Regions from separate parts of the Homo sapiens genome. Here region 2 is linked to region 1. A link is a loop called in an ENCODE intact Hi-C map of the cell type or tissue named here. Cell type or tissue: heart right ventricle. All regions are shown on one strand. Links, peaks and the distances in the headings refer to the core of each region. The heading gives the core; the rest is flanking DNA.

Evidence for each region. Peaks named below come from ENCODE experiments on the same cell type or tissue, not always from the same donor. Only the 100,000 strongest peaks of a DNase experiment are listed, where the experiment ranks them.
Region 2: it touches region 1 in a loop (2.1-fold over the local background); 13 of 110 quality-filtered maps call a loop at or near these places.

The regions. Positions count from the first base shown.
Region 1 is chr9:465,405-477,276 of GRCh38, reverse strand. DOCK8-AS2 (DOCK8 antisense RNA 2) reads left to right here and starts at 7,148. Exons shown (of 2, transcript XR_002956871.2): 1 at 7,148-7,963; 2 at 11,208-11,872. It also overlaps a transcript of KANK1 not described here. RefSeq lists a silencer at 7,061-7,110 and enhancers at 7,221-7,370, 6,873-7,398, 7,931-8,030, 8,271-8,320. In heart right ventricle, for the core only: no CTCF peak of the experiment used is centred there; DNase peaks (open chromatin) are centred at 6,600, 7,046 and 7,456; H3K4me3 peaks cover 1,851 bases; H3K27ac peaks cover 1,236 bases.
Region 2 is chr9:541,014-553,176 of GRCh38, reverse strand. All of the region lies in intron 1 of KANK1 (KN motif and ankyrin repeat domains 1), which reads right to left. Among named protein-coding and RNA genes, the nearest start is that of KANK1, 42 kb to the right of the region's middle. In heart right ventricle, for the core only: a CTCF peak has its summit at 6,067 (motif pointing right); a DNase peak (open chromatin) is centred at 6,089; H3K4me3 peaks cover 2,208 bases; H3K27ac peaks cover 4,966 bases.

The DNA of each region.
Region 1 (11,872 bases), core at 3,047-11,046:
AAACCTCCCTGAGTCATAAGAATTACCTTAGGCTAACCAGGGGAAAAGTCATTCACAAAATATAAAAGAGAAAAATACATCTAAAATATATTATCCTTATTACATTCTTTCAGACTTTCCATAATGTCCGTTACTTTATCGCCTGTCACCCAAACTCCCTGTCATGCCCTGCTCAAATTGCCAACTGGGGTAATGAAAGTAACGATTGTTTATTGGCTCTTAGTATCAGACAAATGTGCTTTTAAACTTTACCATAAACTTGTAGATGTTCATATCCCCATTGAACAGATGAGAAGCGGGATCTTAGGAAAGGAGACTTGTGCAAAGTAGCAGAGCTAATTTCGGGGAGACACATAGTTTAGAAAACTCATTTGTGTCTTGTTTGCTTTTTCTCACTTTGGCTCAGAAGTCATTCATTCATTCAAATGCTGCAACTTTAAAACTTTAAAACACAGCTAGAAAAACATCCATTAAATAATATGGATGTTTAACACACTGCTCAATAAATGGCAACCAATATTATTTATTAATATTTCTACTGATGATCAGGAAGATAAATCTCTTAGTGTGCAGAGAACAGAGTCCATCATGGCCAAAATCTTGGTACAGTTTGATATTTCAACAGCTGGGCAGGAAAGACGGTAAAGTGCTTTGGGAAGACAGGAGATCCTGGGTGAGATGGAAGCAGGGGGTTTGGTTTCCCCTTTTCTTTTGGATGGGAATCCAGAACACCTGGGATTTTTTTTTTGTTTTTGAGATGGAGTCTTTTGTTCCATTGCCCAGGCTGGAGTGCAGTGGCGTGATCTCAGCCCACTGCAACCTCTGCCTCCCGGGTTCAAGCGATTCTCTTGCCTCAGCCTCGCGAGTAGCTGGGATTACAGGCATACCCCACCATGCTCGGCTAATGTTTGTATTTTTAGTAGAGACAGGGTTTCACTATGTTGACCAGGCTGGTCTTGAACTGCTGACCTCAGGTGATCCACCCGCCTCGGCCTCCCAAAGTGCTGGGATTACAGGCGTGAGCCACCACGCCCGGCCTAACACCTGGGATCTTGTTCATGTTTGGCTAATACTGTGGAGCAGGCATTTAAGGACCTTGTAGTTTAGTTTTCTAACTTTTTTTTTTTTTTTTGAGATGGAGTTTTGCTCTTGTTGCCCAGGCTGGAGTGCTGAAGCAGGTGGATCACAGTGAGGCCAGGAGTTCAAGACTAGCTTGGTCAATGTGGCGAAAACTTGTCTCTGTTAAAAATACAAAAATTAGCCGGGTGTGGTGGCAGGCACCTGTAATCCCAGCTACTCGGGAGGCTGAGGTAGGAGAATGGCTTGAACCCAGGAGGCAGAGGTTGCAGTGAGCTGAGATGGCGACGCTACACTCCAGCCTGGGCAACAGAGTGAGACTCTGTTTCAAAAATAAATAAATAAATAAATAATTTTAAAAAGGTGCTAGACTCTTAATCTCTTCAGATGGGAGCGCCTGGAAGAAAAATATCTAGCTATGTTAACAGAGATTCTTTACAGATGCAAATTTTCCCCTACAAAGGATGGCTTTGCAGGGCCATTTCAAAATATGCCAAAGAGACATGTTATGGGATAAAATATTTTGATTTTGTCATGTAATATTATGCCAGAGTCAGACTAAAAAGTCACAATATATAGGGTTAAATAAAACCCATCTGATGAGAATTTTTGGTTTGTAGGGCATAACTCCCCAGACCCCCTAGATAGGAATTTGGAAGATAAGAAAAGATCAGAGCTTAGTCCTCAAGCAGGAGTGAAAATTTATTAAAAAGCTTCAGAGCAGGAATGAAAGGAAGTAGAGTATATTTGGAAGAGGGCCGAGTGGGCACCTTGTGAGATCAAGTGCACAGTTTGACCTTTGACTTGCGGTCTTACAGGTTGGCATACTTTCGGGGTCTTGGGTTACTTCTCCCAATTCTTCCCTTGGGGTGGGCTGTCCATATGTGCAGTGGCCTGCTAGCATTTGGGAGGGGAGCATGCACAGTGTATTTGCTGGAATGGTACAGATGCTTTCTTGAGGCTTTCTTCCCTTACCAGCGTAGCATTCCTACAGGAAGGTCATTTACCAATTAAACTCCGCCACTTTGCCTCTTAGTGCACATGCTTGAGCCCACCTGCCCAATTCCTGAGATCTTATTGTGAAGCTGCTGATTGTCACTTTCAGGTTTTTCCTATCTATTTGGAGACTGCCTTTCCCTGGTGCTGGCTGCAACCAGTTATTATTTGAGAGAGACGGTGTAACAACCATGTGACCATCACCTGATGGTCACCTGACATTCCTGGTCAGGGTGGGGGGCCCTCTCCTGCACTGCACATGTCTGCCTATCTACTGTAACAAGTACACCATCAGATGATTGCTAAGGTTTCTCCCAGTGTGAGGAGTCCTGAGAAAATGGTATTCTCAGAGATACTGAAGTGTCCTCAGGGAAAGTCTAGATGGCCTAGACAGCTTGTGGTGCTCCATTGTCACCCTGCCACCAATGTCTCCCTGCCTTTTCTCATCCTCTGATCTCCCCCTGCTCAACCCCATTTCAGGGGAGGAGGGAAGAAATATAGAAAAGATAATGAGGGAAAGTGGCCATGGGTAGTGAGAGGATGATGAAGTGGTAGATAATGGGAGAGTGGAGGGAAGGCATAGAAATTACACACATATACTTTTTTAGAGAAACGACACAGGGAAAAGATAGGGGGCATCAAAGAAAGAACATTTGCCTTCTTTTGTTCATCAAATAAAATAATCGCTGACATTTATTGAGCCCTTGTCCTAGGCCTGGCACCTTGTTCAGTTTTTCACATGCATCATTTCATTTAGCCCTCATACATCTCATTTTATAGATAAGTGAGAAACATACTTATGCAATTAATCAATATGTCCAATATCACTAATTAGTAAGAGACAGGACAAGGCATTGAACTTCAGCATCTTTGACCCCTGAGCTTGTACTTATAAATACTAGTCCATATGGCTTTCCTACCAGCATTTCCTCTGAGCCAGGGAATGTCACTATTTTCCTTATGGCCAACAGCATTTAGACTCAATGTCATTGCTGACCTACAGTGATGTGTTCATCACCATGGGCAGACAGATAGGCAGGTACCTATCCATACACTCACTCACCCACTGATGACACTCAGGAAGGCTTGGTAAAGACAAGTAAAGCCAATGAATATTATAAATAGATAGTATTTCTTGTGAGGAGCCATCATGTGGGGAAAGCTTCTTCATTAACTCTGGCTGAGTCTAATGTTGAAATTAATTCTTGGCTGGCACACTGGCTCACACCTATAATCCCAGAACTTTGGGAGGCCGAGGTGGGCAGATCACAAGGTCAAGAGATCGAGACCATCCTGGCCAACATGGTGAAACCCTGTCTCTACTAAAAATACAAAAATTAGCTAGGTGTGGTGGCACATGCCTGCAGTCCCAGCTACTCAGGAGGCTGAGGCAGGAGAATCACTTGAACCATGGAGGCAGAGGTTGCAGTGAGCTGAGATTGTGCCACTGCATTCCACCCTGGTGACAGAGAGAGACTCTGTCTCAAAAAAAAAAAAAAAATTCTTGTTCTTTCTGGGTGCAAGATAGTTCCTGAACACATACCCAGATGATCACAGGTGCCTGTGGTTTGTTGGGGGATGATATACACTAAAATAAGTGGTGAATACCCATAGCTAACCATAGCAAATTTTCTCAGTATTATACCTATCAGAAAACCCAAGTAAGCCTCATTGTAGGATAACTCTAGGTGACCCTCTAGGGATTATGGTTGATGATCACAGAGCTGTGATGTCATGATGTCCCATTAGGGGTCTTTCACCTGGTTATCATTTCTCTGCCTGATACTTCAACTGCAAATTTATGAGGAAATTTAGGAAAGACTGAATCAGACCCCTATCCAATAGTCTCCAAGCTGTGTGCACTTTCCTTGGATTTTCCTCTGTTTCAATGCAGGGATATTACATGGGTTTTGGAATCAGTCAGACTCACGTTCAAATTCTGTCTCTGCTATTTACTGAGTGAGGAGCAGTGGTACGAATCCCTTGTCCTTGGAACTGCTGTATTCTCTCCTGTAGAAAGGAATTATGAAAGGTGTTGTGAGGATCAGGTGAGCTGGCACATGCAATGCACCAACACAGGGCCTGGAATATGGTGGGTGACCACTCACTGCAAACTCTTATTCTTCATGCTTCAGTTACCTATTGCTATATAAAATCTCAACCCAGGCCTTAGCGGCCCCCATGACTATACCCGTTTGTCATGAAGAGCTTTAGTGAGCTTTACTTGAATAACAACCGTTTGTTTGCTCATAGTTTTGTAATCTGAGCTGGGTTCTTCTACTGGTCTCACCTAGGGTAGTTCATGCTCTCATGCTGACCATTAGGAGGCTGAATTGGGGCCAGAAATCCAAGATAGCATCACTCATGTATCAGGAAGCCTGGCTGTCATGCCTGCACCAGCTCGGATCAAGCCTCTGCTTGGTATAGGGCTCTGTTGTCACCGCCTTAAAATTCGGAATAATTTTAAAACAAGGAAACCTGCATTTCCTTTTACACTAATCCCTGCAAATTGTGTAACCAGTCCTTGCAGCTGGATCTCTTTCTATACTAGCTCAGGGCTCCAAGGGAGTGAAAGCAAAAGCTGGCAGGCTTAAGACCAAGGCTAGAACTTGTACAGTATCACTTTGCCGCATTCTATGGGCCAAAGTAATTCACAAGGCCATGCCTGATTCAAGAGGAGGAGTGGGAAAATCTTTATGGCCTACACTTGACCTCCATTTCCTACTTTCAGCATTTGCAGCAACTGGGTCAGCAACTGGGTCCTGAGAGAGCTCTTCTGGTGCTAAGAAGCAGACACCTCCCCAAGTGACCTCACAAAAAGAGGAATATATGGCAGAGGGTTGGAAATCTCTCAGAAATGAGGCATAACCCCATCTTAGGAAAGTGGAAAGAGTTAGAAACTCAGAGTCTGAGGCTACGCCTTGCTTCTCAGTGGTGACATTGACTTCCTTGGTCAGTCATGGCTTGAGGGGAGGTCAGGGAAACTGGTCACTCAGAAGAGACAACTGCCCCTTACAGAGACTGTGGGCAGGCCAGCTCTCTATAAGAGGCTGTGAATAAGGTAGGGTGTATTCCCTGATAGAAAAGTTTTTTTATCAGCCATTTATGAAGCACCAATAATTATATGTAAGAGTGTTTTGGCGTATGGGGATGTGACTCTGGGAGAGCAGGGCTCTTTTTTGTCAGTCACATAAGGGTATATCTCTTTAATTGAAGTTGGGGTTGGGGGCAGGGGAATAATCGGAGGTTTATTCTTACTGTCCTTGTGCTCGGGGAGTCAGCCGCAGTCCCTGGTGACCGGCTCACATATCCTCATGTGGCTAGCAACACCCACCTACCATGGCAGTACAGGAGAACGCTTAACTCACTGTAATCTCCAATGCCTAAGTGCAAACGATTCTCTCGCCTCAGCCTCCGAAGTAGCTAGGACTACAAGTATGCACCACCATGCCTGGCTAATTTCTTTTACAGAGATGGAGGTCTTGCTATGTTGCCTAGGTTTCGAACCCCTGGCCTCAATCAAGCCTCCCACTTTGGCCTCCCAGAACCCTGGGATTGCAGGGGTGAGCCACCGCATCTGGCAGAGAATGCATTCTTTTACAAAAATGCCAACTCACCTCAAAGAAAAGTTGAGTGAAGAAGGATGAGAAATTGTGACTTTATCTTATTTACTTTGGTCCTGCTCCAAGGAAGATGACAGACTGAGGCCCGCATAAGGAGGGAGTCCCACATGGACTTGGGAGTGTCATCACCATCTCCTTGGGGCATGCAGAGAGCGGTCACCATCTCTTGACCTCTCTCCTCAGCATGCTCCCCACTTCCCTACTCTACTTCCTTGTGGTTTCCTTCCTTTGTGCCCTCAGTCTAGTGTCCTTACCCCTGTCCTGGAGACCCCATCTCTTTTCTCCAGTACATAGTGCCCCTCCTCGGTCCCTTCCTGCACATTCCACTCAGCTGGCACTATCGCTTTCCTTGGCCCAGCTTCGCCAGCTCTGAAAAAGCAAGGGGTGAGGTGCAGTCCATCAGATGGAAGAGATGATATAATTGATGATCAGATCCAGGGCAGGTGCCCAGCAGTAACAACTGTGGCAAATTTCTACATAAGCTAGCTGAGAAACAAGCTAATAGAATGAGCTTATTTCCCAGTGACAATGCAATCTAGTGTTCTATGACCGGCTCCTTGCAAAACAATAACCCTGGCATTATGACAAGATTCACATTAACTGTGCAGGGCCCTGTCTTGACTACCCAGGTGGCTAGCACCTACTTGGATAAGAATGTCCTGAGCTTCAAATCTCTTCCCTGATAAAAAGAGGGCTGCTGCTCTCAAGGAACTTCAGTCAAGGGGAGTGGGGGAAGACAGTCCCACACACAGACAAAAAACTAGGGGGTGAAAGGCCAATGAGTGGTGGGAAGGAAAGGGAAAGAAGCTTCCAGAAGTAAGTGCTGAATGGGAGATTAAACTTGGCTGGGGGCCACGGTGGAGCACAGGTGTAATGGAGGGTGGGGCCTCTTTCAAACCTCACTCGTGGCTGTGTGCACGCGTGTCCGTTCCCACTGGAGTGGCGGTGCTTTCTTGTGGCAGGGGATGGGTTGCTTCCCTCCGAAGTCTTCGCTAGAACTCCCTCCTCCTCCTGCTTCCTTTCACCTGTTCGTTCCAAACATACATTGAGCTGCACGTTCTGGGTTCCCTCACGAAGGAGATTTCAGGTCTATGCCCACTTGCCACGATTTTACTTTACTTGGTTCCCAGTTCTACTCCTTTCCCTGAGCTTCACAGTGTTGAGAAAAAAAGCCCTCAGCCTCCCCGAGTCCCTCAGGCCACGCACCCTCTCACTTTGCTAATTTCCAACCACTCGCTGCTGAGCAGGCTGGAGCACGCCCGCTTCGGACGCCCCGAAACACCCTCGGGCGCATGCTCAGTAACTCCCCCACGCCCCTACCCGGGCGCATGCTCAGTAACTCCCCCACGCCCCTACCTGGGCGCATGCTCAGTAACTCCCCCACGCCCCTACCCGGGCGCATGCTCAGTAACTCCCCCTACCCCGCCCGTCCCACCACTGCTGCCCTTCGCCGCCGCCCCCGGCAGTGCTCGCTCTCTCTAGGCCCCATGTAAATCGCTGTGTTTGCTGGGGAGCCCTTAGTTCAATTCTCAGGGGATTAGGGCCATTGAGATTCTTAATCAATTGCTGGGTTCCACGCGATCCTCTTTAGAAACTTTTTGCTTAATATGCATCTAGAGACATGCACGGCCCGCCTGCAGCGCTGGAGCCGATGGAGTGGAGCCTGGGAGGCTGCAGGCGACCCCCAGGCTTCTAAACAGCAACGTCAGTTTAATTATTGCAGATCCGTCACAGCTGCCAAGTCCTCTCTGTCTTCGTTGTTGTTAACGGGGAAACTTGCCGCCCGGTGGCTTTGCTTCAGGCGGAAGTCCGCGTGCTTTGATACCCTCAGGGGGCACTTACAGGCTAGGTGGACACAGGTGGGCTGCGGGACTCCGCGAATTTACCTTCCAGGGGAATGCACTGCACACATGCTGCACACAGGAGACAGGGAAGCCTGGCGAGGTTGGGTTTTCAGGCGCCACTGTATACACTCTCAGTTCCACTGATACCCTTTCTTTCTTCTACCCGCTTTCAGGCGCCACTGTATACACTCTCAGTTCCACTGATACCCTTTCTTTCTTCTACCCGCTTTCAGGCGCCACTGTATACACTCTCAGTTCCACTGATACCCTTTCTTTCTTCTACCCGCTTTCAGGCGCCACTGTATACACTCTCAGTTCCACTGATACCCTTTCTTTCTTCTACCCGGAGGCCCTGGTAGTTGGCTCTCGCCAGACAATGTAAACTGGCACTACAAGTGGAATAGACCAGACGTTTATTTTCTGGTAAGTCAGGCCTCTGTCCTGCCTGCACCTTTGGCCTGATTTTGATTAACGTTGTCAGAAGCGGATGCCATGTGTGGGGGTGCTGGCTAAACTTTCTGGAAGTGTCAATTGTAAACAGTGTTACCTTACATTTTGGGCAGCACTTTTGAGTTTCCAAAACATGTTCCCATGCATTATCTCATTGGGTTTCCTCAGTAGATTGGAAGAATGTGGAGGAACTTGCACCCTCTTTCACAGTGAAAAAAACCCTGAAGCTCAGAGCAGTATAGTATCTTCGCCAGAATTGCAGGACTAGAAAGTGAAAGAACAAGAAACCAGGTCTTCTGGTCCTTAGTCTGGAGACTTTTGGCAGTCACATATACTTTTTTATTATCTCACTAATAACTCTTGATAATCTTGTTGGATAACAGAACAGTTTGTTCATCCGTGTCGTGTTCTCTCATTGCATTAAGGAAGTGATGAGGGAGCTGATTTCTCAATTGTTTTTTAGAGCTATAATGCCTTGAAAATCATTCCCTTATCCTGGCTATCAGTAATTTGCCATCTCCTAATATGTAGTAAAAATAGTAAACGTAAAAACTAGCTGCCAAGCTAATGCCACAAACATCAAGTAGGAACTGGGTTGGATTCAGTAACATCGGTCCAGAGAGAGCACTGCTCCTCAAGATGGGTGCAACATCAAGGACTTAGGGATCAGGAATGTGCACGGCTCTCCAAATGGTTTTCAACCAAGGTGATGCTGCATTTCCTCTAGTAATTTCATAATTAAAAACTTAGTGATTATCAGAAATTTAGTTTTTGCTTTCTTTTTTGTTTGTTTTGGTTTTTGAGACAGGGTCTCACTCTGTTGCCCAGGCTGGAGTGCAGTGACACAATCATAGCTCACTGTAGCCTTGAACTCCTGGATTCATGCCTCAGCCCCCCAAGTAGCTGAGACTACAGGCAGGCACCACCATACCTAGGTAATTTTTGTATTTTTTGTAGAAACGGGGTTTTGACATGTTTGTCAGACTAGTCTCGACCTCCTGGGCTCAAGCGAACTGCCAGCCTTGGCCTCCCAAAGGGTTGGGATTACAGGCACGAGCCACTGTGCCTGGCCAGAAATTTAGTTTTTTATTTATTTATTTATTTATTTATTTATTTTTTTGAGACGGAGTCTTGCTCTTTGCCCAGGCTGGAGTGTAGTGGCGCGATCTGCGTTCACTGCAACCTCCGTCTCCCGGGTTCGCGCCATTCTCCTGCCTCAGCCTCCCGAGTAGCTGGGACTACAGGCGCCCGCCACCACGCCCGGCTAATTTTTTTATTTTTGTATTTTTAGTAGAGACGGGGTTTCACCGTGTTAGCCAGGATGGTCTTGATCTCCTGAGCTCGTGATCCGCCCGCCTCCGCCTCCCAAAGTGCTGGGATTACAGGCATGAGCCACCGTGCCTAGCAGAAATTTAGTTTTTAAATCAGGCTGTGTGAGGTTGGGTTTAAGAATATTGAAGCTTGGCTCACGCCTGTAATCCCAGCACTTTGGGAGGCAGAGGCAGGTGGATCACCTGAGGTCAGGAATTTGAGACCAGCCTGGCCAACATGGTAAAACCCCATCTCTACTAAAAATACAAAAATTAGTCAGGCGTGGTGGTGGACGCCTGTAATCCCAGCTACTCAGGAGGCTGAGGCAGGAGAATTGCTTGAACCACGGAGGTGGAGGTTGCAGTGAGCTGAGATGGTGCCACTGCACTCCAGCCTGGGCAACAGAGTGAGACTCCGTATCAAAAAGAAAAAAGAAAAAAATTACATTCAAAGCAAAACAAAAGCTTCTGGTCTTTGAAAGCATACTTGCAACCACAATTACCAATGACAACTCTAAATTTTGTTTGTTTGTTTGTTTTTAAAACGATCTATTGTCATAGAAACCACTCTTTATAGAATAGAATTATGGAATTTAAAACAATGTGTGGCATGACAAACCCAATCAGATCTGTGCAGTATATTCATGTTTAATTTTTATGAGATTCTTATGTGATAGTGACAACTGCACCCTTGACCTTGCTGAAGGAGGGGAGGCATGAAGCTAATCAGAAAATTTTCTCTAATAAGCTTTCATAGAAGAGTTTTCCAAATAAAATGAAGAGGGCTATCATGGCATATCAAGTTTCTCTAATTTTCAGGAAACAAAGATACTAATTTGCTTTACTCTTAGGGATTCTTAAAAGGCCTCTTTTCTAACTGCATATTTAGAATATATAATCAGAGGACCAACGTTCAATATCTTTTTTTGTGCCATCACTTTAAAAAGTGCAGCCATGCTCCCCACTTAACTATCTGGAGTTGAGAAATGATCTGGGAGTTGGCCCAGAAATAGTGTGAACAGCTAGAGCCAATATTGACAAATCCTTATTCTGCAACCCCACAAGTTTCTCTCCTAGGTAAGCTCATGGGGCTCTCAATCATACCCTGTCATTCTTACTTCAGACACTAGTCCCACTTCTTTGGTTATCTGTATTCTGAGTCCACAAATCAGAGGCATCCAGTTGAAAAAGCTGAAAGCTTCTAGAATGGCACTATCCAATATGGTAGCCAGTGGCCCCCTGTGGCTACTGTGCACTTAAAATGTGGCCAGTCCTAACTGCAACGTGCTGTAAGTACAAACTACACATCAGATTTTTAAAGACTTAATATGGAAATAAAAGACTGTAAAATAATTTTTTATAGTGGAAGCATATTGAAATAATATTTTATATATATTGGGTTAAATATACTAGTAAAGTTAATTTTGCTGGTTTCTTTTTATGATGCTGATTATTTTTTGAGACAGGGTCTCACTCTGTCACCCAGGCTAGAGTGCAGTGACACGATCATGGCTCACTGCAGCCTCAACCTTCTGGGCTCAAGCGATCCTCCCACCTTAGCCTCCCGAGTAGCTGGGACTACAGGCACATGCCACCACACTTGGTTAATTTTTTATATCTTTTTTGGTAGAGATGGGGTTTAGCCATGTTGCCCAGGCTGGTCTCAAACTCCTGGGCTCAAGTGATCTGCCCACCTTGGTCTTCCAAACTGCTGGTATTACATGTATGAGCCACTGCACTTGGCCTATTATTATTTTTAATATGGCTACTAGAATTTTTAAAATTATATATGTGGCTTGCATTACATTCTTATTGGCAGTGCACTTCTAGAAGCAGGCCTACTCATCATTCATTCATTTAGTGAATCAACAAATATTTATTGGGTATCTTTTGTGTGTTTGTTGCAGGGCTAGGGGTAAGAATGCAGCAGTGAACATGGTTCCTGCACTCATGAAGCAAATGTATCCACTGTGGTACAAAAGAGACTGTAAAAAACAAACCCAAATGGACAACAGGTATCTAAAAGCAGGGGATATTTAATCAGGAATATTCTAGGTTACTAGGGCTATTCTGGCTATTTGAGTTAAGGTCCAGGACTATATAACTTAGCATCTAACTCTTATTGTTTTAGGGCAGAATCTAATACCATAGGTGTTGGCCTATCCTTGAGTTAGTCAGGAAAAGGTTACATGCTATGGGCTGTGTTCTAGTCTGTTTTGTACTGTGGCTACTACACAGGTATATGATCTTCCTCAGGGAACGGAGACGATTTGGAGGGCGGTGACCACGTTTTTTGACCTTGGTCTCAACACAGTGTCTCCCAAAGAGTAGGGGAATACATATGGAATTAAAGTATGTCATGTGTACTCATTTTAAAAAGCAGTTAGGTGTATACTTTAAAAAGAGTTCTTCCCCAAATACCTAAAAAATAAAAAGTTTAGCACTTAAGCTGGTAAGTTTTAATTATTATTTTAAGTCCTCTTTCAGATTATAAATTCATGCATACCTGATGGTATAAACAAAAAGTTCTGAAATATCCGAACTAAGTCATCGTTCATTACTAGCAGGGTTA
Region 2 (12,163 bases), core at 2,163-10,162, 77 kb before region 1:
GGTGACAAAATTACAATTGCATTCTTTTTGAGACAGGGTCTCGCTGTCTGTCACCCAGGCTGGAGTGCAGTAACACAATCATGGCTCACTGCAGCCTCAACCTCCTAGGCTCAAGCGATCCTGCCACCTCAGCCTCCCAAGTAGCTGGGATTACAGGTGTGTGCCACCAGGCCTGGATAATTTTCTAATTTTTTTGTAGAGAAGGGGTCTCGCTATGTTGCCCAGGCTGGTCTCAAACTCCTGGGCTCAAGCTATCCTCTTGCCTTGGCTTCCCAAAGTCCTAGGATTACAGGCGTGAGCCACTGCGGCCAGCCACAATCATGTTCATTTCTAACAAAGGATCACATGGTAGAAAAATAGCTCATTCTGCAAATAAAAGCAGTGTATGCAATACCTAACCACAAGCACCCTGATCAAGAGAAAACATTTCAAAATATTTTCTTTAAAGATCCCTAAATTGTCACAGGGAAAAAGGCCAAGGCATAGTACAGACTTGAGCAGATTAGTCAAGAATGTGATTTGATGAATTAAAGAAATTACATTTTGGCAGGGCTGAAGCAGAAGGCAGGCAAAATTCCAAGTTTCTTCTGGTTCATTCAAATGAGCAGTTCCCTTCCTTTGTGCAGCTAATAACGTCATATTAAAACATATTATATTTAAAAGGTCAAAAAGCCATGTGAAAAGAAAAAGTCACTTAAGAATCTTCTAGACATGTGCCAGGTTGACATGAACACCATTATCAAATATTGTTTAACAACTGCTGAGGAGATGAGGGTGTGCGGCCTTCATAAAAATGAGTTTGAGTCTTGGCTTGGGCAATCACCGGCTAACTGACCTTAGTTAGGCAGGTCCTTGGAACCTCCTAATTGGTCTTCTTGCTTCTACTTTCGTCTTCTTCCTGTTCATTCTCCCACAGTAATCACACAAGCAGGCCAGAGCTCCCTTTCTACCTCAGGGTGTCTGCATATGCTATTTCCGCTTTTCCCCCTCAGAGCACCCGCTGCCAATCTTCACACAGACAATTCGATCAGTCCTTCAGGTCTTAAGTCACTTCTCAAGAATGCCGTACTTGCCTAGGCTAGATTAGATCCTACTGTTACATGCTCCCTTTATTTTTGTTTTTTTGAGACAGGGTCTCACTTACCCAGGCTGGAATACAGTGGTGCGATCATAGCTCGTTGCAGCCTTGACCTTCTGAGCTCAAGTGATCCTCCCAACTCAGCCTCCTGAGTAGCTGGGACCACAGGTGCACATCAACACACCCAGCTAATTTTTGATTTTTTTTTTTTTTTGTAGAAACAAGGTCTTACTATGTTGCCCAGGGTGGTCTCCAACTCCTGGGCTCAAGCAATCCTCCTGCCTTGGCCTCTCAAAGTGCTGGGATTACAGGTGTGAGACACTGCACCTGGCCCCTTATTTTGTAACTCTTATCACCATTATAACAACACCGATGGTATCTTTTTAATGTCGTCAGTCTGCCCTACTAAACTGCAAGCTGTGTGGAGGCAAGAACCATGTCTGTTCACTGCTGTATTTCTAGCACCAAGTGGAGCGTCTGGAGCACAGGTGAGAGTAACCATTATAAACGGTCCTCACCATTGTCCCAGCCATCCAGAATAACCAGCTAACTTCACAGAGTTAAGAGGTAAACACTTTCAGATCAGTTGGGTTCACAGATGTGCAATATTGTCAGATGAAAAGTAAATTCAACATCTTCCTGGTTTCCAAAGGCAGAATCAAGAAAAACCTGAAAAACAACTGCGGACCCTCTGAATTTAAACTGACAGCTAACTTCAGATTCAAAATTTGGGAATCACGCCTATAAAACCAAGCAAACTAGTAGATTGACTCTGGTATGAAACACCATCATGGGTAACAGCCCTGCCTCCCATCTACTCAATCTGGACAAAAAGAGGGAAACAGGCAAATGTGTGTGTCTTCTGCTTGCCCTTATTCTTCATCTTTCCACTTTTATTGTAACTGCGAAAAGCCCCAGGCAACAGAGGGGGAGAGCTGCCTGAGCTTCTTATGACAATCTGGTTATACTGAGCCACACATGTTGTATTAACCATGAATTGACACCCCAACCCACATCATGTTCCTCATTCATTCCCATCCATTTTCCATCTTGGCTTTCCTCCCTGACCCATCTCTTTTTCTGCTTTCCTTTACTTTCTACCACTCAACTTCTCTCAAGATGTGAGGCACAAAGATACAGCAGAAAGAGGGCTGGATTTAAAGACTCCTGGAGCCTTTTCCTGGAGAAACTGCTAAAACATATCACAGGAAATTATTCTGGAGTCTGGGAAAAAGAAGACTTTAATAAAGTATAGACAGTTCGGAGAAAGAATGGAAAAAGAAATAGGATGAAATGAAATTGTTAGGAAGAAAAGATGCCTGGGCCTTACGCTCATAATTAACCTTGTAACTCCCACACCGCCAAACATCTACAGTGAAGAGCTTGTGTATCTTCTTAGGCTGCTGGCCACTACCTTGCACGTGAGAGAATTTAATCCAACAAAGAAGAACAAATCACTTTCTGACAATGGTGTAATGTTTTTGTTTTATTAGAGACAGGGTCTCCCTCTGTTGCTGAGGCTGGAGTGCAGTGGCGCGATAACTCATTGCGGCCTCAAACTCCTGACCTCAACCAATCCTCCCACCTCAGCTTCCCAAATTGCTGGGATTATAGCTGTGAGCCACGCCACCTGGCGTGGTGTTTTGATAAGATACCTTATCTGTTCTTGCTGTTTAGCTCAAAGAAATATACTGTTCGAGATCTGCAATCAGGCTTCATGTACGGATGCAGGGAAAAAGGAGTGGCTAGGCACTGTATTATTAAATAAGAAGGAGGTTTTTTTGGTAATAAACACCCTATAACGGCTTTCATAAAACCCAGTTAAGATTGGAGCTTTAGAATTACCAATATCCAAAACAATACTTAAAATTACAGTATCCCTGGGGGGAGGGGAGGCGGTTGGGGTGGGGGAACCTACCACAGACTGTCTGCTTATTTATCCCACCTGCAATGTGATTGCTTGCAAACAGGTAACTCGTGATTCTGAATAATTATCCTGCATCCAACCCAGTGGTGTTGCGACTGCTGACATTCCTCACGAGAAAGCAAGTCCTTGCTTTGAAAGGTGTCAGTTATGTGGAAAGGACCAAAACCCACCTCAGTGTCCCCAGTGTTAATTCTCCTTTGTATATTACCCTAGGGAACTTTCTGACCACTGCCCCCTCAACCCAGGACTTTGTGCGTGCCACCCCCCAACCTCCATTAAGGTTCATTTTACCCTCTGGAAGCTAGAGGGAAATGAAAGCAGTCCCAGGAAGAACCGGGCTTATTTCCTCCACACAGACAATAACCGCCACCTGCGTGAGGATTTACGCACCAAACCGTCCCCTCACCCCGCTTCATAGTTCCTATGTCATACAGTCACAGCCACTCATACCTCAGAGGACGAGGAGGAGAAAGGACAAAGGGGCCAGGTGGCTTGGGCAGAGGGAGGAAAAGGTGGCTTCTCTTTCACACTCCCACAATACAGCTATTGCCGGTGGAAGCCAGGCTGCTCCCCATCTCGGGCTGTGTTGAGACAGCTGTTGGAGCCAGAATAGGAAAAGGAAGGAAAAAACTGTCCTCCCTAAGGACTGCTAGTTTTTTATTTTGAAGGAAGGAAAACTGCTTAACATGAACGGGACCCCGTCTTGAAGCACTGTGGAGCTTTCATCTATCAGTTTAGTTCTATCCTGCCATGAACCAATCCTTGGCAATTCTCACTAGCAAGCTGGAGAGCCTGAACATGAACGAAGTCAGCCATAGGAGGAGGCCATTGTTGACTCTTTCCCAAAGGGCACAGTCAGTGACAGGGGTCTTCGGCAGGCACCTGGCACACAGTCACATCCACTACAGGAAGTCAGCGGGGAGACCTTACAGGAAGGTTCTGGGAGGGGGTCTTCTCTACTCTCTCAGGCGGACTGCGAGGACTGTCAAAGGAAGAGTGAGGAAGAAATAAAATCAGAGAAGGTGAAAAGCTGAAAATTCACACAGGTTTCTTTGTCCTGTTTTTCTGTGGAAGAAGTAGAAAAAAAAAAAGAAAAGAAACTTTAGAATTATTGGTGGAATTATAATGAAAAAAGGTAACCTTACATGACCATATCTATAATTTCATGCAATGATAGTTCTTTGACCAGACCATAAAATTTCTGTCATTTATATATTTGCATTTATTGTCCCCCTCTCTTATTTTATTTTTTAAAAATAAAGATAGGGTGTTACTATGCTGCCCAGGCTGGTCTCGAACTCCTGGACTCAAGCAATCCTCCCATCTCAGCCTCCCAAAGTGCTGGGATTACAGGTGTGAGCCACTGTGCCTAGCCTCTATTTTATTTTTATTACATAAACATAACGTGGTCATTATAAAACTTTAAAAATCTTGATAAAAAAATTTTAATTAAATTCAATTCCCAGAGAAACTATGCAATTAACATTTTAGTATATCCTTTCATTTTTTCTATACACACATAAAAATACACGATGGGTTAGTTGGTAGGGGTGTTTGTTTATAAAAATTTCCTATATTACAACTATTGGAATTTTTTCACAGAAGTCACAAATATCTGTTTGTGCAAACAAATGTCTGCTTTCTTTTCTTAAACATTCTTGAGAAACACCCCTGCTATTTAGCGTTAAAGTCATCCCAGAAAGCATGTGAGGGCATCTGTACGTGCTGCTGAGAGTTTAAAAGCCAAAGAAGTAAGTACCAAGTTCACGTACAACAATAAAAAGCTCAGGAACCCCCCAACTATCTCACTGACAAACCTTCAGGAAGCCCTCCTGAGTTAATACCTAAAATAACACCAAGAAAAAGCTGGGACTCTTCCCTGGCGGATCTTTTGAAGTGAGAAAAATCTTTTGTAACCACTTTTACTGAAGATGTGTAATGTGGTTTAGAATGACTGCTGATACTAAGGTTTAAGAATTATCTTACTTTCCCTTATTTATCCATAATACATATTATTTTCTCTAGAAATCCTAAGGAATTTTTTAGTACTAATGTAATAAAAGGATTTGGCCAAACCATGAAATACATGAGAAATAGTTTTCCTAACTATAGAAAACCATATGCTATCATAGTTATGAAGGAAGATTATGGATTTCATGGTATAGACAACTTAAACAGATGTTTATCAACACTTCCTGCAGTCCTAAAGAAAAAAAACATAAAAAAAAGTCAGATGATCTCAGGCTTCTTAAATTACATGATGAAAGACTGCCATAATCAGAAATAAAGTTTAACATCAACATCCTTCAGCCTAAAACTTACCACTTTTTGTCCACCACCACCTTCCTCTTTCACAGCATGGGCTAGTCCACTGCAGAAATGTGTTTTACTATTTTGTGGAGTGCCAGACCAAGCAGTTATACAGAGACACAAGAAAAGCATGCTCATACCGTTTATATAATGGTACCCACCATGCAGGAAGAGAATTCTTATCACTAGCCCTATCTTTGAAACCATGTGAAAGACAATTTAATAGAAAGAGGCCTAAAATATATCTGCATAGAGTAATTCAGAAGGGAATGTGCCCACAACCAAGGCTTGCCTATCTCAGATTCAACATGGCCAGCAGTTTATTTTAATCCGTCTCCCCATCACCATCTTTAAATTAAGACACTTCCTGTTTTTAACCCAGTCTCATTGCTTGCACACACTGTGCCAAATCTTAATACTCAAGCTCGTTTTCATTCTTGCACAGGCTTTAGATTTACACATCGTTGCGGGGTAAAATATTTCTGAAAACAGAAAAGGCAACTTTGCTCTTCAAACTTACCCAGGGCTTTCCGAGACAGTTCTGTGAATTCAAGTCCTTCCCCATTGACAAAATGTTACTGTAGACTTTCTTGTTAATTGAACCCAAGATACTGCCAGCCTGACGTTAGAGGGGCTCACAAAACTTAGCCAGCAACCTTTTGTACTGAGCAAAACACAGATTATCAAATGAGCAGCCAGCATGTCTAAGGGACTCTCGTGCTGCAATGTGAGAAGGCTGAAAAAGAACACCAACAGAGGGAGCTGCTAATTAATTCTCCTCCTCCGCATCAGCCCCAAATGTTTCAAACAACAACCGATCTGGGAACACAATTTTGACATTGTTGAGATAATGACCTGATTTGTTCCCAAAATGCTGGGAGAGCTGCTGCAACCCTATCTGGTGAGAACCATTTGTACTCTTTCCTTCCCAAAGCCAGAGTAGGCTCATTTCCAAAGACAAGGAATACTTCCTGTCTTTTTTCCAAGCCTGACAGTCAAGGGGCTAACTATGCATTAGAGCCTTATCAACATAGCACTCAAGTATGGGCTACTTTAGATTAGCCCGTACTTGGTTGCCAAAATAGAATTTCCTGACAGATACTATTAAAATACAGATGTTTTACAGTGTGCCCAGAAACAGAAATAAGGACACAAGATTGCCTTGCATTACAGAATTTACTGCTTGGGGGAGTGGGGGTGGGAGAGGGAATAGTGAAAATGGCTACATAAGAATAAACAAATGAAAACCTATAACATGATGAGTAAGAGTTCTATGGTAGAGAGGTAGGAGAGGCAAGGTGAAAACTGCCACAAGCAAATGAGACTGCAGCAAAGTATGTAAGGAGCCTGTTCTCAGGTCCACCCACCTCCAGCTATCACCCTCTCTGACCGCCTTTTCCCATGAGCCTGAAAGGGTCACAGACACCAGCGTTTCTCAGCACAACTGGTGTTTGGGGCTGGATAATTCTTTGTTGTCAGGGGTTGTCCTGGACACTGCAGAGTGTTTAGCAGCATCTCTGGCCTTTACACACTAGATGACAGTAGCACCTACCCTCTCTGATTCAGCTATAACAATCATAAATTTCTTCGGATATTGCCAAATATTCCCTGGGAGGCAACATTGCCTTCGATTGAGAAGTGCAGATATATCCTAGGCCACCACGCATGGAAGGTGTATTCTGCACACTAAACAAGTGCACCCAGCTAAGGTGGCACATAAGAGCTGAAGTCCCATGCACGGTCCACTCACCAAGCCAGGGACTGTGTCCATCCAGAAAGGCACACATTTTCTAATGTCTTCAAAGGCTCTGTACTGGCAGGGTGTGGTGGCTCACACCTGTAATCCCAGCACTTTGGAGGCCAAGGCGGGTGGATCACTTGAGGTCAGGAGTTCGAGACCAGCCTGGCCAACATAGCAAAACCCTGTCTCTACTAAAAATACAAAAAAATTAGCCGGGCATGGTGGTGCATGCCTGTAATCCCAGCTACTTGGGAGGCTGAGGCAGAAGAATCACCTGAACCCGTGAGGCAGAGGTTGCAGTGAGCCGAGATCGAGTCACTGCGCTCCATCCTGGGCGACAGAGCAGCGAGACTACATCTCAGGGAATTTAAAAAAAAAAAAAAAAAAAAAAAAAAAGGCTCTGTACAGGCCAACAGTACTGCATCTCCATATGCTGTCACGCTGCCATGAAGTCCCTGAAAGTTCTTGTTGCTAAGCCCAGCAAAATGACTCAATTCTCTTGGCTCTGCAGGAGCTAATGCTGGTAACCACTGCCTCCTTGAAAAGCACCCATGAAGATTTCCTCCACCCTTTCTGTCCATTCCTCCTCAGTCTCCTTTGCAGGTTGCTCTTCAGAGTTCTGCCCTAAGCCCTCTTCTGCTCCCCCACCTCTAACTAGGTGATCTTATCACCTCATCCGCTGCAGTTACTATCCACATGGGAAAGACTCCCAGAACTCAATTCATTCTGCTCTTTCTCTTTTCTGAACTTCAAATGCAGGGTTCAAGCTCACATTTCCCCTTCAATGATCTGTAGATGCTTGAACTCAATCTGTCCATAAATGAGCTCATCCATCTGCCCTCCCAAACCTCCCAGGCTTCCTTTCACTGAGTAGCAGCCAGATCCTCCCAGAAGTCTGGGCACTGGGCTTGATGTTTGCCTCTCCCCATTCAATCAACTCACAGAGATTCTCCTCCTCAACCGCCATACTGAGTAGCAGCCAGATCCTCCCAGAAGTCTGGGCACTGGGCTTGATGTTTGCCTCTCCCCATTCAATCAACTCACAGAGATTCTCCTCCTCAGCCGCCATTTGTCCCCTTTTTCTAGCCCCAAGGTCAGCTCAGGCTACAGTGTCTCTCACTGGGGGATTACTGCAGGTGCCTCCGTTCTCAGGCCATCCTCACATACCCAAGCTGGAGGGATTCCTCCAGCCAGCACTTCACCTACCAACTTAAAACTTGCCAGTGATTTCCCACAACTCTTGAGATAAAGTTTAAAATTTCTTAACAGTTTACCAGGCCCTTTATGACCTACCCTCCCACCCCCACCCAATAATCACACACTAAACTCTCTTTGGTTCTAAACACAGGATGCTCCCCCTCCTCTCCTCTTCCCCAAGTCTACCACTTCACCTGGCGAACTCCACCTCACCCAACAGGTTTCAGCTTCAACTACGACCTCCACCTCCCATTAATGTTCCCAGTATGAAGCGCCCATAACAGCCCGTACTTCCCCTATCAGAGCGCTTACTCTGCATATCTGTCTGGTTCCCCAGCGAAATATGTTACGTCCTCACTTTGCATCATCCATCAGCTTTGGCCTCACTTATTCCTCCACATAGTGTTTGTTGGCCGGTCCATCTATTAATTGCTCATCTCAAATTTGTTATGGCTCATCAGCAATAGTGAAGATAAGAAGTACGAAGACTACAGAATGCCCCTCTCTGCACCAGATGCGGTAGTGATGTTAAAATACATACATGACACAGAACTAGCCCTCAAATATATTAAAGTGGGGAAATGACATAAGAAGTTAACAGGGCCAGGTGCAGTGGCTCTTGCCTGTACTCCTAGCACTTCGGGAGGCCAAGTGGGGGGTGGCTTGCTTGATTCCAGGAGTTCGAGACCAGTCTGGGCAACATGGCAAAACCCTGTCTCTACAAAAAATAAAAAAATTAGCCGGGTATGGTGGTGCACACCTGTGGTCCCAGCTACTCAGGAGGCTGAGGTGGGAAGATCACTTGAGCCTAGGAGATGGAGGTTGCAGTGAGCCATGGTCATGCCACTGCACTCCAGCCTGGGCAACAGAACATTGTCTCAAAAATAAAAAATAAAATAATAAAATAAAATAAAATAAAATAGAACATGAAATGTTATATTTACTAAGCAAATAAAGATAGCGTAAGAAAATAGCCAGGTAGGTAGGAAACAAAAAACTGAGAAATTATCAGGATTAAAGAGATATGATATGGAGCCTCCTAATAGAGAAGCCCTGGATTTGGATTCAGATTTTGAAGACGGTAAGGGGCAAAACAACAGGCATAGAAATTAACTAGAGAAATGTCAAGTCTTGCAACAATCAACTACTTTTTTAAATCAATTAGAGTTATGTTTTTTCAAGTGGAAACTTTGTAAACTGCTGCTAGTTTTCCATCTGCACTGACAGCATAATGCACAATGGTCATTTTCTGGTGAAATGAGAACAAGTCATTGAGATCTGTACTGACTTCCGTAGAAGGACAAACACGCAGTAGTGTGTCTTCTGAAGCTTGCGGATTTTCAATTTTTTTTTTTTTTTTTTTTGAGACAGAGTTTCACTCTTGTTGCCCAGGCTGGAGTGCAATGGTGTGATCTTGATTCACTGCAACCTCCACTTCCTGGGTTCAAGCAATTCTCCTGCCTCAGCCTCCCGAGTAGCTGGGATAACAAGCGCCCGTTACCATGCACAGCTATTTTTTTTTGTAGTTTTAATAGACATGGGGTTTCACCATGTTGGCCAGGCTGGTCTCAAACTCCTGTCCTCAAGTGATCCGCCCACCTTGGCCTCCCAAAGTGCTGAGATTACAAGCATGAGCCACCGTGCCCGGCCTCAATGTTCTCCAAGCACATTACATTGTATAGAAAAATTAATAAATACGTTGGGTGACAAGTTAACTTATTACCTTTAAGGGCTTATTACCGTTTATCACTTTTCCTCCCACTTTTATTAAGGTTATAATTAAAAAATAAAAATTGTATATATTTACAATATACATGGTTTGATGTACATAGACCTCGTGAAATTAAATCTAGCTAATTAACATACCCACCTCGCACTTATTTGTGGTGAGAACATTTGAGAGCTAATCTCTTAGTAATTTCCAAGTATACATTAACTACAGTCACCACACTGTACAATAGATCTCCAGAACATATTTAACTTAACTGAAACTTTTTACCTTTAACCAACGCCCTCCCAAGCACCGCTCATCTCCCAGCCCCTGACAACCACCACTCCGCTCTCAGCTTCTGTGAGAGTTTGACTTTCTTGGATACCACATATAAGTGAGAAAATGCAGTATCTGTCTTTCTGTGCCTGGCTATTTCATTTATGAATAGGTTCATCTATATTGCTGCAAATGACAGGATTTCTTCTTTTGTAAGGGTGAAGAGTATTCCAGTGTACACATATACCACATTTTCTTTACCCATTCATCTACTGATGAACACTTCCACTGTCTCCATAACTTGACTATTGTGAATCATGCTGCGAGGGACACAGAAGTACAGGTATCTCTTTGATTTCAATTCCTTTGGATGTATACCCAGAAGTAGGATTGCTGGATCATATGGAAGTTCAGTTTTTATTTTCTGCAGAACTTCCATACTCATACTATTTTCCATATTGGTTGTACTAACATTCTCATCAACAGTCTAAGAGGGTCCCTTTATCTCACATTTTCCCAACACACTTGTTACCTTTTGCCTTTGATAATATCCATTCTAGTAGATGTGAGATGATACCTCACTGTGGTTTTGTATTTTTTAGTAGAGACGAGGTTTTGCCATGTGGCTAGGCCAGTCTTGAACTCCTGACCTCAAGTGATCTGCCTGCCTCGGCCTCCCAAAGTGCTGGGATTTACAGGCATGAGCCACTGCATCTGGCCACTCACTGTGGTTTTAATTTGCATTTCCCTGATTAGTGATATTGAGCACTTTTCATGTATCTGTTGGTCATCTGTATGTCTTCTATTGAGAAATTTCTATTAAGGTCCTCTGTTCATTTTTTTTTTTTGAGACGGAGTCTCGCTCTGTCGCCCAGGCTGGAGTGCAGTGGCGCGATCTCGGCTCACTGCAAGCTCCGCCTCCCGGGTTCACGCCATTCTCCTGCCTCAGCCTCCCGAGTAGCTGGGACTACAGGGGCCCGCTACCACGCCCGGCTAATTTTTTGTATTTTTAGTAGAGACGGGGTTTCACCGTGTTAGCCAGGATGGTCTCGATCTCCTGACCTCGTGATCCGCCCGCCTCGACCTCCCAAAGTGCTGGGATTACAGGCGTGAGCCACCGCGCCCGGCCTGTTCATTTTTTTAATCCGGTTATTTATTTTCTTGCTATTGAGTTGTATGGGTTCCTTGTATATTTTATATATTAACCCCTTATCAGATGTATGGTCTGCAACCATTTTATCCCATTCTACAGGCCATCTCTTCATTCTATTGTTTGTTTCCTTTTCTATGCAGAATTTTTTTTTTAGTTTAACACAATCCCATTTGTCTATGTTTGCTTCTGTGATACTTTTGAGGTCATATCCAAAACATCATTGCCCAGGCTAATGTCAAGAAGCTTTTTCTCTGTGTGTTCTTCAAGTAGTTTTATACTTTTGGATCTTACTAAGTCTTTAGTCCATTTTGCAGTCAAATCCTCTACCCCTGAGCCATGCCCCCAATCTTTAGTCCATTTTGAGTTGATTTTTGTATATGGTGTGAGAAAGGGGTTTAATTTTTCTGTATGTGGATGCCCAGTTTTTCCAACACCATTTATTGAAAAGACTCTCTTTTCCCCATTGTGTGTTCTTGGCAACTTTGTCAAAGAGCCAACCGACTGTAAATATGAATTATTTCTGGGGTCTCTATTCTGTTCCATTGGTCTATATGTCTGTTTCTACACCACTACTATGCTGTTTTGATGACAGCTTTTTAGTATATTTTGAAGTCAAGTAGCATGATGCCTCCAGCTCTCTGTTTTTTTGTGTTTTTTTTTCGTTTTTCAACAAACCAAAACTTAAGAGATGCAGCAAAAGCAGCACTACAAGGAAGTTTACAGCAATCAACTCCTATATTAAGGAAGAAAGAGCTCAAATACACTTAACT